2 separate regions of the Homo sapiens genome follow, and region 2 is linked to region 1. Evidence: chromatin loops called from intact Hi-C (ENCODE). Cell type or tissue: gastrocnemius medialis. All regions are shown on one strand.

Evidence for each region. Hi-C counts contacts between places; a loop is a spot of excess contacts. Peaks named below come from ENCODE experiments on the same cell type or tissue, not always from the same donor. Only the 100,000 strongest peaks of a DNase experiment are listed, where the experiment ranks them.
Region 2: a loop joins it to region 1, with 3 times the contacts of the local background. A loop is called at or near these places in 10 of 110 quality-filtered maps.

What each region holds. Positions count from the first base shown.
Region 1 is chr14:90,620,138-90,628,137 of GRCh38, forward strand. The region is part of intron 15 of TTC7B (tetratricopeptide repeat domain 7B); the gene reads right to left. Among named protein-coding and RNA genes, the nearest start is that of TTC7B-AS1, 18 kb to the right of the region's middle. RefSeq lists an enhancer at 5,282-5,914. In gastrocnemius medialis, no CTCF peak of the experiment used is centred here; DNase peaks (open chromatin) are centred at 4,284, 5,114, 6,654, 7,464 and 1 weaker place; H3K27ac peaks cover 5,510 bases.
Region 2 is chr14:90,671,966-90,679,965 of GRCh38, forward strand. TTC7B (tetratricopeptide repeat domain 7B) reads right to left here. Exons shown (of 20, transcript NM_001010854.2): 9 at 4,558-4,695. Among named protein-coding and RNA genes, the nearest start is that of TTC7B-AS2, 21 kb to the right of the region's middle. In gastrocnemius medialis, no CTCF peak of the experiment used is centred here; DNase peaks (open chromatin) are centred at 86, 2,536, 2,946 and 3,646; H3K27ac peaks cover 7,434 bases.

The DNA.
Region 1 (8,000 bases):
GCCTCCCCATGCCTGGGCTTGCAGAAGCCTGGAATGATGGGACGAGGGCCAGGTAAAGGGAGGAATGTAGTCTCTGATCTACAAGCAGATGAGCATAAAGAGCGAGGCTAGATGTGAGAATAGGGCTCAGCTTCTGCTCAAAAACATCCCAAGAAGCGGAAATGCTTTGGAAGCCTTACCAAGACTGCCTAAATGGGATGGCAGCCGCTCAGGGTGCCTCTGTGGGGATTAAAGACACCAGAAGCTGGCTCCTGCTGAAGCCTGCCCGAGTCCAGAACAAGATGGGAGTACTTTTCCACCAGAATCTCTCACCAAACAGGGGTCAACTGGGAGAGTTGACAAAGGAAGGAGAAGCTGCCAAACAGGTCACCATTGGGTAGAGAGGGTGGTAAGGCATGAGTGCCAAGCAATTGCGGCAAGGGGAGGCCCCATGGAGGACTGTGGGGGGTCCAGGAAGCCGTGCACGTGCTGCACAGGCTGGAGCTCTCTGGGGGCCATGCCAAGAACTCCCCTCCAATGGCGCCTGCCCCCAGAGGAGGTGCCTGCCCCACAGCGGGCAGTGGGGTGCCTCTAATAGCAATGAACTGTGGTTCCTTTAACTGTACCCAAAGGACAGAATGCCAGAGTGCGTCTCTAAGCCTCAGCTTGGGGGAACAGTTTTGAGCAAGCCTTCTTGGCTGGAAAAAGAACTTCTAATTAACATAAAATAACAGCTTTCAAACACTTGACTCAGGATATGGAATTGAAAAGGTGTGGGCTTGCATTTCAGAGAACCAGACAGGAAGAACAATGGTAGAGTGGCTGAGCACAAACGATGGAAAAAAGCACTTGGAAGACCTCTCAAGAGGAACAGCATGAGAGAGGCTGGCAGAGAAAAGGAGCCAGGGACACAGCAGGGACAAAGAGGAAAGCCTGACAGCTGCTGCCTAGGTACGGCTGGGATGATGGGGCAGAGGCCACATGGGTTTGGCTGGGATGATGGGCAGAGGCCACACGGGTTCGGCTGGGACGATAGGCAGAAGCCACATGGGTTCGGCTGGGACGATAGGCAGAGGCCACGTGGGTATGGCTGGGACGATGGGCAGAAGCCACGCAGGTAGGCCACGTGGGTATAGCCAGAATGTTGAGCAGAGGCCACGGGGTACAGCCGGGACGATAGGCAGAGGCCACGCGGGTACAGCCGGGACGATGGGCAGAGGCCACGCGGGTACGGCCGGGACGATGGGCAGAGGCCACGCGGGTACGGCCGGGACGATGGGCAGAGGCCACGTGGGTACAGCCGGGATGATGGGCAGAAGCCACGTGGGTACGGCCGGGACAAGTGGCAGAAGCCATGCGGGTATGGCTGGAATTATAGGCAGAAGCCACGTGGGTACGGCTGGGATGATGGGCAGAAGCCACGTGGGTACGGCTGGGACAAGTGGCAGAAGCCATGCGAGTATGGCCGGAATGATAGGCAGAAGCCACACAGGTTCAGCTGGGACAATGGGCAGAAGCCACACAATTGTAGGCAGTACAATGGGCAGAAACACCTGCCCTGCCCGTCGCCAACACTCCTTGGGATGCCCAAGGGAAAGCAGGAACAGAGCGTGCTGCCTTTCCATCATTTCCTCAAACCTCAGCTTGTTTACAAGATACAAAACAATACTGAAAACAAGCAGTGATGCTCGTCATCCTATTTGCTGAACCTGCTTACACACTTCAAGACTGTTCAAAAACATCTGGCTGGGTGTATGTTACATTAGCACAGAAACGAAGAGTACACAAACAATGATCAGCATTCATTTGCTACAGCTGATACCAAAAAGATATAGATTCGATGTGCTGAGGAAACCCTGAGGCAAAAAGAAAATTATGGAAAAACTTGGGAAAAGTTAACATTTAATACATTTCAATATGTCTAACTGTCAACACGATGAAGAGGGCAGAGGAGATGCAGGTGAGACTGTAAGCTAGCCACACAAAGTTCATGATTCTAATTTTTTTTTTTTTTTTTTTGAGACAGAGTCCCACTCTGTTGCCCAGGCTGGAGTGCGGTGGTGTGATCTTGGCTCACTGTCAACCTCCGCCTCCCAGGTTCAAGCAATTCTCCTGCCTCAGCCTCCCAAATAGCTGGGACCACAGGTGCATGCCACCACACTTGGCCAATTTTTGTATTTTTAGTAAAGACAGGGTTTCACCATGTTGGGCAGGCTGGCCTTGAACTCCTGACCTCAAGTGATCTACCTGCCTCGGCCTCCTGAAGTGCTGGGATTACAGGCATGAGCCACCGTGCCCAGCCATGAATCTAATTTAAAAAATTTATATATTAGCCAGGCATGGTGGCTTAAGCCTGTAATCCCAGCACTTTGGGAGCTGAGGTGGGTAGATCGCTTGAGCTCACAAGTTCAAGACCAGCCTGGGCAACATGGTGAAACCCTGTCTCTACAAAAAAATATAAAAATTAACCAGTTGTGGTAGCGTGCACCTGTAATCCCAGCTACTCGGGAGGCTGAGGTGGAAGGATTGCTTGAGTCCTAGAGGTCAAGGCTGCAGTGAGCTGAGATCATGCCACTACACCACTCTAGCCTGGGTGAAAGAGTGAGACCCTGCCCCCACTTCCCCCCAAAAGAATTATTTTGTTCACAGACTCATTAAAAACTTACAGAAAATTAATGAAGAAAAGAAGAACCTTGCTAAAATACCAATCTAACTCCATTACTGATGACCCAAATCTAGCATTTCATACAATGCCTTTGCGGTCTGGCTCCTGTCCACCCACATGCTTAGCTACCAAAGGATTTGTCCATTGCCCATCACCTACGCCCCCACTCGAGCCGTGGTCAGCTTCCCCCATGTGTCACTCTCCTCCATGACCCTGGGTGTTTGCACATGCTGTTCCCTCTGTTTGGAATATTCTTTCCATCCATTTCTGCCTTTTAAGCACCTACTCATCCTTCAAGATTCAGGTCAAATAGCAACTCCTCACTGAAGCCAGCCTTAAGTAATAGGAGTTAAACCTTCCAAATGGAAACATAATTATAAAAAACACGAGAGCTCACAACTGTGAAATCATAAGCTACAAGCCAGGAAACTTCTGCTTTGAAGACAAGCAAAATAATAACAATAATAACAGCAGCTGCCAGACACTTTAAATATTTAATTCCAGATTCTTAACGACAACCCTGCAAATGAGGCTGAGTTAAGTAATTTGCCCAAATTAACACCACTAGTTATTGGTAGAATGGAAATGTAAACCCAAATCCATGTGAATAAGAAACAGAGAAGGATGATTGAAAATCCCACCATACTACTGGCACTAATGAAGATAGCGGCACTAAAGAAGATCCATTGCCAAATATTTAAAACTCCAAAATGTGCAAAGCTCTGTGCTGGCTATGTTTAATACAAAGTGGTATAAAATACAGTCCCTTGCTTACAAAAAATTTACAATCCAATTGGAGAAAAAGACTTGACCACTACTATTGGGCAGGATTTCTAGTTTTGGGCCAGATGATGGCCCTGAAACTTGAGTAGGGCTGCAGGTGAGCAGGCGTTTGGGCTACCAGGGTGTTGCTCCTGGGATCTTTCATATACAGTTCTTTAAAGAACAATCACATTTGGCTGGGCGCTGTGGCTCACGCCTGTTGTCCCAGCACCTTGGGAGGCCAAGGCAGGCAGATCACTTGAGGTCAGGTGTTTGAGACCATCCTGACCAACATGGTGAAACCCCGTCTCTACTAAGAATACAAAAATTAGCCAGACGTAGTGGCACACATCTGTAGTACCAGCTACTCAGGAGGCTGAGGCAGAAGAATTGTTTGGACCCAGGAGGCGGAGGTTGCAGTGAACCAAGATGGCGCCACTGCACTCCAGCCTGAGCGACAGAGACAGACTCTGTCTCAAACAACAAAACAAAAACAAAACAAAACAAAACCCATGAGTGTGCCTGTATGCATATGCGTGTGCGTGTATATGTGTGCATGTGTGTGTGCGCGTGCGCGTGTGTGTGTTTTGTGACTTGTCTTTCATCTAAAAGTCTGGTGCACATAAAATCTGGTTTTTTGAAGGACCTCGTTAATCAAAGTTTTACTTTTCATTAAAACAAATAGAAATACTATTTTACTGTACTTCTGGAATATTTTAAGAATCTCAAGATAACTCTTGAAATAACAACTATGTTTGGATAGGGCAGGGCTTAGAAAGAAGACACAACTGCCCCTGGGGAAGCTCTGGGGCACGCGGCATTGTGACTGTCCAGTGTTCACCTCAGGAAATGAGTCAGAGCGGCACTTGTCAGGGCCATGCTCGGTGTCTCATGCCATTCCCCAGGAAGACTTCGCTGACTCGCTGGAAACTGCTCCCAACCACTGGACATGCACCTCTAGTACCTCACACCCTAGTTTAGTTTTAGCCTTGGCCCCACCCCAGTGAGTCCCAGACTTGGGCAGGGGCCAAAGATAGAGTGAAAAGGGCAGATATTTCTGAATTCTGAGCCGTCCGAAGAACTCTCGATGAAAATAAGTTAGAGAAGTTCAGAGAAATACTAAAGTAATAATTCCCTCCCATCTTCTGTGTCAGTATAAAAAATGTGCTGATTATATCAAGGAAGAAACACACATATTAATACACAAAACCTTCACTAATTAGGTGATCCGTGAATGCTGCAGTCTTAGTAACTGCTTTAGAGGTAACATCACGGGAACCTTGAACATTTCGTATCTTGTGCTGATCTGTGTTTGCGAGCTCCTGGGCTCTGCATGCCAGGGACCTGCTCTTTCTTTGTTTATCTACTGAATGCAGGCAGGAATGCAAAATGGCTGTGCAGAAAAGCATGCGGGATCTGCCCAAGCGGGGCAGCGGCTGAGGGGGCCCTGGATACCTTCCCCATCTCTTGCTGCCTCCTGTCCAGATCGGGGGAGCTGGAGTGAGGCTGGCTGTCAAATATCCGAAGGAAAGTGAGCATCTGTCACCAGGTAAGAGAAATAATGGATCAGGCTGAAGGGGGCAGGGGGCAAGTATGTTGAAATTTTAACTTGAGAAGGCTGTTTGGCAACTGGCCAATCAGAATGGTAAGAGAAGTCAAAAGAGATGTGCCAGTAGCATGTCGTGACCGGGAGAAGGCAGATGGGAATGTGAAACCAGAGAACTCGGCTGGGAACAGAGAGTCTGAGATCAGCCCAGTGCTGCCCAAGGAGAGGGATGTCATCGAATCCATCGACCCAGGCCCTCAGCAGGGAGGAGGGATTCCTTTCAGGTTCCCATGTGGCTGGAAGGAAACTGATCGCAATTCATTTTCACCACCATTTCTGAGGGCCCACCGTATGCTGCTCTTGGAGCCACTGCTCTCCTGGCTGGGTTTCCAAAGCACCCCAATCTCAGAAGGTGTTATATCTCTGCAAACAGCAGCCTCTGGTCCCAGGCTGAGTCACTGTCACTGAAAATCAATACCGTCACTGGCCCGACCTCCGCCAGGTGAGCCTATGATGCTGGGATGACAGCTGTGCACGTCCTGGAGCTGGGAGGCCTCAAATCACCCCGAGGCCCCTCTGGCAACAGCTGGAAGGGATGAGAAAGGATGGAACAGGTCATGTGACCATTCCCACTAGATACCAAATACTGCATGGGGCCTCCCAAAATGCACATCCTCAATAATGTCACGTGAATAATCGAATTCCTCAACGGTTACACAGGAAATAAACAATTCTTAGATCATCTGGCTTACCCAATTGCTGCATTGATGTGCTATTCATTGGGGTTCATTAGAAAACATATAGATGTTTCCAATTAACCCAAAGCTGGAAAAGGCCTTGAGGTCAAATAATACTTTGCTACTCAGAGTGTGTCCAGGGCAGGCAGCCTCAGAATCCCCTGGGAGCTTGCAAGAAATAGAAGAATCTCCAGGTTCTCCACTCACCTTAGACTTACTGAGTCAGAATCTGCATGTAACCAGATCACAAGGGGATTCATGCGCAAATTTAACGTCAAGAAGCACCGCTCTCATTCATAACTCTCCATCCTAACCTGCCATGGTCTGATTTTAAAAAGAAAAAAGACTTCCCAGGGAAGAGTTCTCACAGTCCCTGCACTTAGGAAATTCTGTGCTCATTTCATTCCAATAAGAACTGGGGGAGCATGTCTTGGAAGACATTTTTCAGGATGTATTTTGTTCTTAAATTCAGTGAGAATTCTGAACAACCATTTACATTAAGCCCCCAAAGGAAGGCCACCCCTGCCCGTGTCTTGAACAGAATGCTTCCTTCCTTCTGAAGGGATCCCCTGGATCACATTCTGAAGGTGCTCTAGCCCTGCCCGGGTCCTCCACACATCTCCAGTGAAGGAGCTGGGGAGTCCACAATGTACCCACTGAGGGGGTACCATTCATACTGTCACCCCCATAAAGGGCACCTGCTTGAGTCTGCAGAGCACTGAGTAACCATCCCTCTCCCATTGTGGGTTCCCCAGGGGCTGAGAACTCAAATGTCTTCCAAAACAGGCAAGTGCGATGACCAGAAGTTCAGCAAATTCAAACTTTTTTGAAACGTGCACTGGCCTGACACAACCCTGCTAGCAGATGCCAGCTTATGGGCTGCCAGCTGGAAACCGTGTCTATATGCTTTTCATCCATCAAACCTGAGTACCTGGTTTCTGTTACAAAACCCCAACCACATGCCAGCCCCGGTCAGTCCAGTCTGCCAACAGAACCAGTGACGGGGGGTTTAAAGAGCATGGATGACTCCTCTCCTAAGCGCGTCTTCTCTAGGAATGAAGCCCTGGCAAATCACTGGCCTGGGGAGCTTTTTGGCAAACTTCTGTCTGGGAGTTATTTAACCACCAAGGAAGTTCTAGAAACTTAACCACTTTTATTTATCTTGTTTTGTTTTGCTTGAGACAGGGTTTTGCTCTGTTGCCCAGGCTAAAGTGCAGTGGCTCGAGGGTCAAGACCCTCGACCTTCCAGGGCTTAAGAGATCCTCCCGTCTCAGCCTCCTGAGTGGCAGGGACTGCAGGCATGCGTCACCATGACTGGCTAATTAAAAAAAATTTTTTAGTAGATATGGGGGTCTCATTATGTTGCCCAGCCTGTTCTTGAACTCCCGGGCTCAAGAGATCCTCCTACCTCGGCCTCCCAAATTGCTGGGATTACAGGTGTGAGCCACTGCACCTGGCCCATGTGAACACATTTAATGTCTCCAGCTGCTGGAGAAGGGGTCGCAGCACACAAGGCTGGCACATCCGGGACACTCACAGGGCGTTCCTGCCACTCCAGTCTCACCCATCAGTGTGAGCGCAAGGCTGCATCATCCTAACCTAGACTCCCAGATCCACTGTCCTGGAAAAATCCAGGCCACATCTATTTAGCAAAATGAAGTTTCTCAGGGCCAAAGTATGATGAGGAGATACCTCGTTCTTCAGAACTTAGCAGCCCTTATCTTAGCTGGGAGGCTGTGGTGAGTGGCAGCGCTAGGGCCTGGGCCGTGGCCGTCCCGGGTGGTTTGGCTGCGCCTCTTGGTGTCCTAATCCTCCCTCTTCTTTATGACAGGCAGGAGCTCCTGTTAGAGCTCATATCAGTTACATTTTGCTTCTCATTTCAGTCAAAGTGTCAACAATCTGGAATACTCCCCCATCCTTCTAGCGGTATTTTTAGCACGAACAAACAACTGACATAGTTAGCTGGAATAAATCACCTCAAGAAACCCCAGTTTGGCTCATTTTTTGCTCCCACGTCAGCTATTAATCTCCACTCAGATTGGCATCCAGGAGCCGGCACCTAAGCTGGAGATGACCTGGTCAGGTGCAACTGAAAACACCTCTTGAACCTTACTGCCCGTGTTCCAAAGACCTCTCCAGTTCCTGTGAGTGACATTATAATGAAGGGAGCCATTTCATATAATGCCATCCGTGAAGCCAGAGAGTCTACACAGCCAGGGCTATTCCCGAAGGCTACCTGAGCGCATGGTGTTAGGGCTGGGGGCCTGCAAAGCAAGTGAGGGGCCCAAAACCCGCCCCCAGATTTGGAAAA
Region 2 (8,000 bases), 52 kb after region 1:
GGTCTGCACAACGCTGCACAACACACCCACTGCACAAGGGTGCCAAGGACAGGAGAGAGAGGAACATGTGCTGGCAGTGGCAGCAGAGGCGCCCCCACCCTCTGTGGTGCCCGTGGGCCCAGGTCAGCCAAGGAGAGGAGCCAAGAAGCAGGAAGACATGCTGTGCCCTGACGTGTAAGTGTTAATGCTGGTTGGGGACAAGAGAAGGAAGGAAAGCACAAGGACAGGGTGAGAAGGAGTTAAGACCTCTTCTCTCTCTCACAATTGACTGATGGTTTTATGAACTCTTCTGTCCACAAAAGCTTCCACCCATGTAAAAGAAGATCTAGCAAGGTTTCTGAGGCAAAGAGGACTTACTCACACACGAGCCACACGGTGATATGTCTAGATCGCATCTTCAAGGGGCACATGTAAAGTCTGCCAACAGGTTGTGGTGCTGACAATCAGGCCCCACACTTTCTTTCCAAGCTCCTCTCCTCCCACTTCTCCATGAGAGCAAGCCCTGGGTTCCTGTTCCCTTGGGTCCAGTGCCTTCACAGCTCCGCAAGCTTAAGGATGAAGAGGGTCTCTCTCCTCCTAGACCACTTAATGCCTATCAGGCCTTGAAGAGCCAATTCATATATCCATTGTTCATAATCTCTTACTGGCACTCCCAACCTATAAACTCTGCTGCAATTGGCCTATTCCATTCACCTGCCAATTAACATGCTTTGCACTATTATGTATTCTCTAATTTGATTATCTTTTTGTTTGTTTCTATGTGGTCTCCCTAACTAGAATGGAAATTTCTTGAAGGCAAAAGATCTTTTTGTATCCTTTGTTGCTTCCCCTGTGCCTAGTAACTCCTGTATATACAGTGGTAGTAACTGCAGCAGCATACAGTTGCCTCTTAACGAGCTCTAAGTGCTGGGCTCTGTTCTGAGTACTTTACATGGATTAATGAATATGCATCTCCCAACTGTCTGAGATATACATGCACACAATTATTACCCCTATTTAACAGGAAAAGAAACTGATGCATAGGAGGTTAATGATGTGCCTAGGCTCACACGACTGGTACATAGCAGACCCAGAGCTCAAACCAAAGCTCTCTGACTCTAGAGCCTGTGACACACTATGTTGATGACCTGAGTTTGGGGTTGAGGAGGCAGAGATGGGTGAGGTGCCAGTGGAGGAGAGAAGAGAGATAGGGAATATCCACAATAAAATGTGCAAGATACTGTCCCATTCAACAAAACTTACATAATGCACAATTTATTCATAAAGACAGATGTAAAGATTGCCTCTAAAATGTCAATTAGTCAACTATCTCAGGAGAGCTGGATTCTAAGGCACTTTTCTTTCCTTTTCCATATTTTGCATGTATTGTTTGATTCTCCAAGGAGCATGCAGGACTATTGCATATGGCGAAAAGATAAACAGTGAAGTCAATTTCATTATGGGCGGAAAGGAAAACAAAACAAAAAGAGAAAAAAGAAGGAGCGCGGGTCTGTCGAATATTTCTGAACAGAAGGATGGCATGTCTATTCCTGTGTCTCAGAAAGATCGCCCTGCTGACAGTGGAGGAAATGAAGACAGGGAAATATAACATATCTCTAAGACAAATGATAAAAATGATAATTACTAACATTTATGGAGCTCAGAGAAAGGTAATATAGGAAGTTTAAAATCCAGTTATCCTCACAACAACACTGTTCATAGTAGCCAAAAGGTAGAAACAACCCACATTTCCATCAGCTAATGAATGGAAAAACAAATTGTGGTAGATCTGTACAACGGAATACTATTCAGCCATAAAAAGAAATATTGATCCATGTTATAATGTGGATAACCTTGAAAACATTATGCTATGTGAAAGAAGCCAGACACCAAAGCCCAAATATTGGCTATTTATATTTATATGAAATACCCCAAATCAGTATCCATAGAAAAAAAAAGCAGATTAATAGTTGACAGGAACTTGGTGGGAGTGAGGAATGGAGAGTGGCTGCTTAATGGGTATAGGGTTTCTTATAGGGTGAGGAAAAGGTTTTGCAATTTGAGGTGATGGTTGCACAGTGGTATGAACGTACTAAATGCCACTGAATTCTACACTTTAAAATGGTTAGGTTTGTTACGTGAATTGTACTTCAATTAAAAAAAAAATCCAGTTACTCTTTTAAATTAAAGTCCTGAGAAAATGGAAAGGCAGATGAGGAGGAAAAAAAAGTGGATTCAGAAAAACCCCAGTAAATGAGGAAGTAAGACAAGTGGGACACCCAGAGTAGGATGTGGCCTCGGACAGAGGGAGGGAGAGAGGGCCCACACTCAGCAAAGGGTGGACCTAACCCCTATCTTCAGTAACTGAGCTATCCAACCATGGGCCAGGCAGCCTTGAGATGCTGTGAGCTTTCATCTTTCTCCTACAACATCGACCGTTTTAGTCGGATGATCTGAGACAACACAGTTGGTGAATGCTCGCTCCAATTGCCTAAGTGGTAGGCACAGGCAAGGCTGAAGCCAAGTATCCAACCCCTAGATAAGGCATGCAGAGCTTGTGCTGGGCCCGCCCCCGTCAGCACATGGGCCACAGCTGCTTGTCACACCTGGCAGCTCCAGGCTGGGGGCAGCTTGTGAGCAGGGGCCACACCTTGCTCCTGGCTGTATCCCTGGCCTTAATCAGAGCCCCTGGCACAGAAGAGGTGATAGTACATACATGTGTTGAAGAAATAAACATCTTCCATTTCATATATTTCATCAGTTGGTTGAGATTTTTAGAAGATAAAACACAGATATGGTATAAAATTCAAAAGGCTCTGGGGGAGATACAGTAACAAATTTGCCTTTCTTCTACCCTCCTATTCCAGCTTCCCCGAGGCAACCTTTGGCACTGCACCACCTTTTGCAATGTGACTAGGGGAGTGAAGTTCTGACTTGCAAAGGTTCCCGCAACTACACTACCCAGTCATTTGGGAGGCAGGTGACCACCACGAGGTGGGAGCTACATATGATATCAAGACAGAAGTCATCTGGGTGAAAACAAGGTCCTAGTATTCTGTGCCAGGAGCAGGCACAGGCCCCGGAGCCACAGCTTGCAGAGGAAACCACCAGGGTGATGACCACCCCCTAGAACGTTCACAGAACAATGGGAAGCCCAGGGGCAGAGACCACCCAGCCAGTCAACAGGGCCAGACACCTCAAGCTCCTCACTCTTGTTTTGGACCTAGGAGATTTCGAGCTGGGGAAAGGCAACATTGCTACCCAATAGGATGGAAGTAGATGTGTGCGTACCACTGTCATCCTTGAACCTAGAGAGGTGATAATGTGTTTTGTCTGGAGGAACGAATTCACCTTAAAGGAATTCAACTGTGAGCTGGGTGGCATGGTCCCCAGTGACAGGCTTTGTGGTGGACACAGCTGACAGGAACTTAGGTGGTGGGGAGAAGGGGGGTCCAGGAAATCAAGGTACCGGGAGAGGTTCGATCCATTTAGTGATGAGCAACCTAGGCCAATCCTAAGCCTGGACTGAGTCCCGGGGCTGAGCCGCATGTGGTGGGGGCATCTGCACACACTGCTTTGTCAGGCCAGATTGTGAGGCTGAGTAACCACTGCCCTGTAGAGTCACCAAACCATGGACTAAAAAAAGATTCAAGCCACACAGGCTCATCTGTTTCCCCAAGGTTCCTGCCTAATGTGGCGATGCACTGGCAGGCTAGAGGGTGAGTCGGGCACTTATCTGATTTCAGCCAATCTGTTACTGTATTTCATTCCCTGTCCTCGTGCCCAGAGGCTGTTGCAATGGGTATAAATTTAGAAAGAGAAAGATAAATAACATGGAAAAGTTCCTTTTAAAAAATAGGGATTTTTTTTTCTCTATTTTGCTAAAGAAAAGATAAAGTGATCTTCTTGTTATTTATTTAGCCTTACCATGGTAGAATTTGATATTTTGGGCAGGAACCTAATAATGCATAACCATAGCCCAGGATGAACCAGCTTCTCCTGAAACTGTGAAAGAGGCAAGCCTCCATCCTAAGCGTTTCTTAGAAACTGAGGGAGTGAGAAGATGACAGTACCTTGCACAAGATCTGAAATCCACGAGGGTCCCTTCTGAACAAGCAAAAGACTCTGAAAGAAGACTGTCTCCTTTATATGAAACGGTCTATACCAGCTAACATAACACACTGTGCCTGAAATTGTCAGGCCACTGGCGATTTCACTGTACACATTGATACTTTAAAGGAAACCTGTTCTATGAGGAAATTAATATCACAGATGGGAGATTTTCAGTTGGTGGAAAGAGAAACTGCTTGAGAAATGTTTGCCTTCCCTCACACACAAACTCACAGCCTGGTGGGTTATGGAACTCTCATGGTAAAAGACTAGATCAATTCCACCACCTAATCATTTAGCCCAAGGCCCATTCTACAGGGGAGAAAACCAAAGTTAAGTGACTGGCCCAAGATCACATGGCTGCCACTAATAGAGGGGGGCCCAGGACCAGGTCTCACAGCGCTTCCCTGGGGTCACCGTGCAACTGCCACCCACCACCTGGATGTCAACCAGACTCAGCAGCTGTACCTCTGACAGCATCTCATACTGGCCTCTTCTTCCAAGAGCAATGGTGAGTAAGTCATAGACCACAGATGCACTCTGCAGACTGATGAGGCGGTCACTCTTGTGTTCAGGTATCCTGCTCAGCACAGCGTCCCGGTTGGCCTGAAAAAACATGGAATAGAGAAGCAGATGGAGAGAGAACCTAGTGCTGCATGGCGGGGAGTCCACCTAGGCCCTCCTGCCCCTACCAATTTGCGAAGGGAATGGAGACAAGGGTAGGAATGAGCAGAGGCCTGTCATCTTGGGTTATTTATTCAAAATCCCCTGGGCACCGCAGAACATGATATACGGGATGATCCAAACACTGAAGTCCTGGAAGTGTGAACCTAGAGGGCACCTGTACCTGTCGACAGGCATCTGGAGGAAGCCTTGGCAGCCGATACAAAGTTTTCCCTGGCCTCGGGTTCATAGCCAGCCTCATAGAAGACGCAGCTGCGCTCTAGAGCAGCCGAATCATCCATCAAGTGAGGCCCTGCTGCACCTCACTCGTGAATCCTGCTTCTGCTCTACATTAAAGAGTGGGAGAAAATTCCCAGCCCTGCATTTCCCAACACCCAATTGTGTCATCAAGTTCCATGAGTCCTACAGAGATATATCTTACTTTTCCTCTATCACCAAGCAACATTCAAATCCCTATATGACATCTTCACTGGAACAGAACACAAAGATGAGTTCAATCTTGTTTAAGGAAGCACAACACAGATATATAAGAGAAAACAAGAAGAAAGCAGATTTTTACTTTAAAAGATATTAACACAGAGGACTCAAGAGAACACCGTCAATTTTCTATGCTTAGCACAGAAATACATCAGGCACATTCAAACTTATTAATCTCATCTATCCAGAAATCAAATGCTCTTTACAGCAACTTGTTTCCATTACTTCTAAAATTTAATTTCTCTACAGATTCCTCCAAATATATCACATGTCTGAGACTCAACAGCTAGCTCATTTTCCTCTTTTCCCTAATAGGAAGTTCAGAATCAACAAAGTTAGATTTCGCCTGCCTTTTTCCCTCTGCTAATTAACAGAAGTCTGCAGATCCATCTGTCTGTAGGAGCAGAGAAAGGCCCCCCCAGTCTTTCCTGTGAAAGTGGTACATGAGGTTCCGGGGTCACTTGTCCCGGCAGGCTGACGTTGATCTTCCCCCTGACATTCAGAAAGGCCACACACACACCTTCCCTCTCACTAATGAGACAAAATGCATTTTCTTTGTGTGTGAGTCCAAGGCATTTACTTTTAGCCACCCATCAGTACTTACTCACTTTAAAACTCCTTGCTGTTAAATGTCAAAGACAAATAAGAATATATAAGACAGGCCACTTCCTACAAAGTGAGTCATCTCTTACGGAAACAAGCCTGCTTTTGAAGATTTCATTCTAAGTTTTTCTTGTTAGGAGTCCCTCTTGAGCCCAAAAAAAGCAGCTCTGAAGGAAACAGGGGCCTGTTGCAAATGGTCTCATTTTATTTATTTGCTATATATGTTCCATACTGAGACCAATGCCTGGAAGAGAACAAAACAAACATACTATTTATGAGAGACTTTCAAGTTATACTAAATGCATTCTTTTCATTTTTAGAGAAAGTATCAGTATCTTTTGATTAAAAAGGTACAATATAGAACCTCAAACAGACCCACAAATAATAAATATCCCAGAATATTGCCTCAGTGGTAGTTCTGCAAATCAAGTTCTTATAATCCCATTCTCCTAGGGGAAACTAATTTGATTTGTAGTTAGAAAACAGCACAATTCTAAATGATACCTTGTAGGTGGAGAAGCGACGGACAAATTCATGCTTCTGAATTAAAGTCAGTACCAACAAAGAACACAATTTTCTGACATCCAAAAAACACAGCAATTTTCATTTTGGTTTTGAAATTGAGCACATTCATTTTCTGTCTAAAAACTAAACAATCGAGAAGTCAAAGGATATGGAAAAAAGGCTTCCAAAGGCAATTTCATTTAGATTTCTACCTACATTTTCTGAAATGATTTACAGGAAGAACATAATCATTTTGGTTAGAAACCTCATCCTTCATATCCACTGATGACATCACTGGATTTCAACATCCCCTGAAGAGATTTTTCTGGCAATTACATACCATAGAGCCAAATCTGACTGTCTCAAAGGGATCTCAATGTTTGAGTATTATTAGTTTCTATCACTTCAATTAAGAAGCAGGAGAGTTGGAGATATCATTCCAAAGACATCTCCACTTAGTGCAAGCATTTTAGAGAGGTGGCCATGTTTTCCAAATTGCAGACTGGAACACATCATCTGACAGTGGAACATAATGTTTTCAATCAGAATTGTCCAGGTAATCTAAAATGTACAGTCATCATGCTTTCAGAACTTTTACACCATAACCAACCAAGTTTGCCCAAAGGGAACTACCTGCCAAGGACCCAACTTGGGATGAGGGAATGCTGACCAGGAGGCCAAGATGAGCTGGCTCCATGGATGACCCGGTGGGGAAGCCTGTGGAGACTCGTTCACTTGAATGCCACCTAGTGCCAGCCTGCTCACCTATGTGCTTCCCTGATTGCACCAAGGCAAGTAGAGAATGTAAATGACACCACCCTAAGTTATCAGCTGACTATCGGGCAACCTGCTTCCTTGAGAGGAAGTAAGCCCAATGACACCAAAGAGCCTCCAGATCAAAAGAGGTGGTAACTCAAGCAGACTTGCTCTTGTAAACATCAGTGGACCATTCAAAGTTTTAATCAAAGGCAAGAAAGCTGCCCTCTCATGAGTTCTGGCCTCTTCTGAACCCTCCTTCTCTCCGCGCATGTACGTTATTATGCTCAGACCCCATGTCTATACTCACCTGAGTCCATTTTATACCTCCCATTAAACAGTATGTGTGGGGAGGGCAAAAAGGGAAATGCCTTCTCTTGCTTTAGTTATGATTCCCTTCTCTCCCCTGGGCTGCCCCGGGGGTTGGCGGTAAGCGGTGACAACTATGGGGAGGGGGCAGTACAATCTCCTAGCAGGAACAGGAGACCACTGCGTGATGCACGCATTCCGCCTGCTCTAGGCCTCAGGTTCCTCATGTATAAAACGAGGGAAGGGGACGCGAGCCCTCAAGATCTTTTGATTCCAGGAGCCCACCCATTCTGCTCAGGTGCTCAGTATACATCACTTTTCTGCTGAGGAATTCACTATTACTACACACATGATCCTGAAGGTTTTAAGCCAGGGCCACAGCGCCTAGTGATAGATACACAGGGCAGAAACCCAATAAATGATGAGTGGTGAAATAGACCTAAAATTCTATATTCTGGCCAAATACTAAGAAAATGTTTCAAAGGAATCAGAGGGTCTGGCAAAAACTCCCTCACAATAGCAGTGACAAGTGAGCTCTCACGGCCTGGGACTTTACAGTGTCTGGCAAAGCCAGGAGC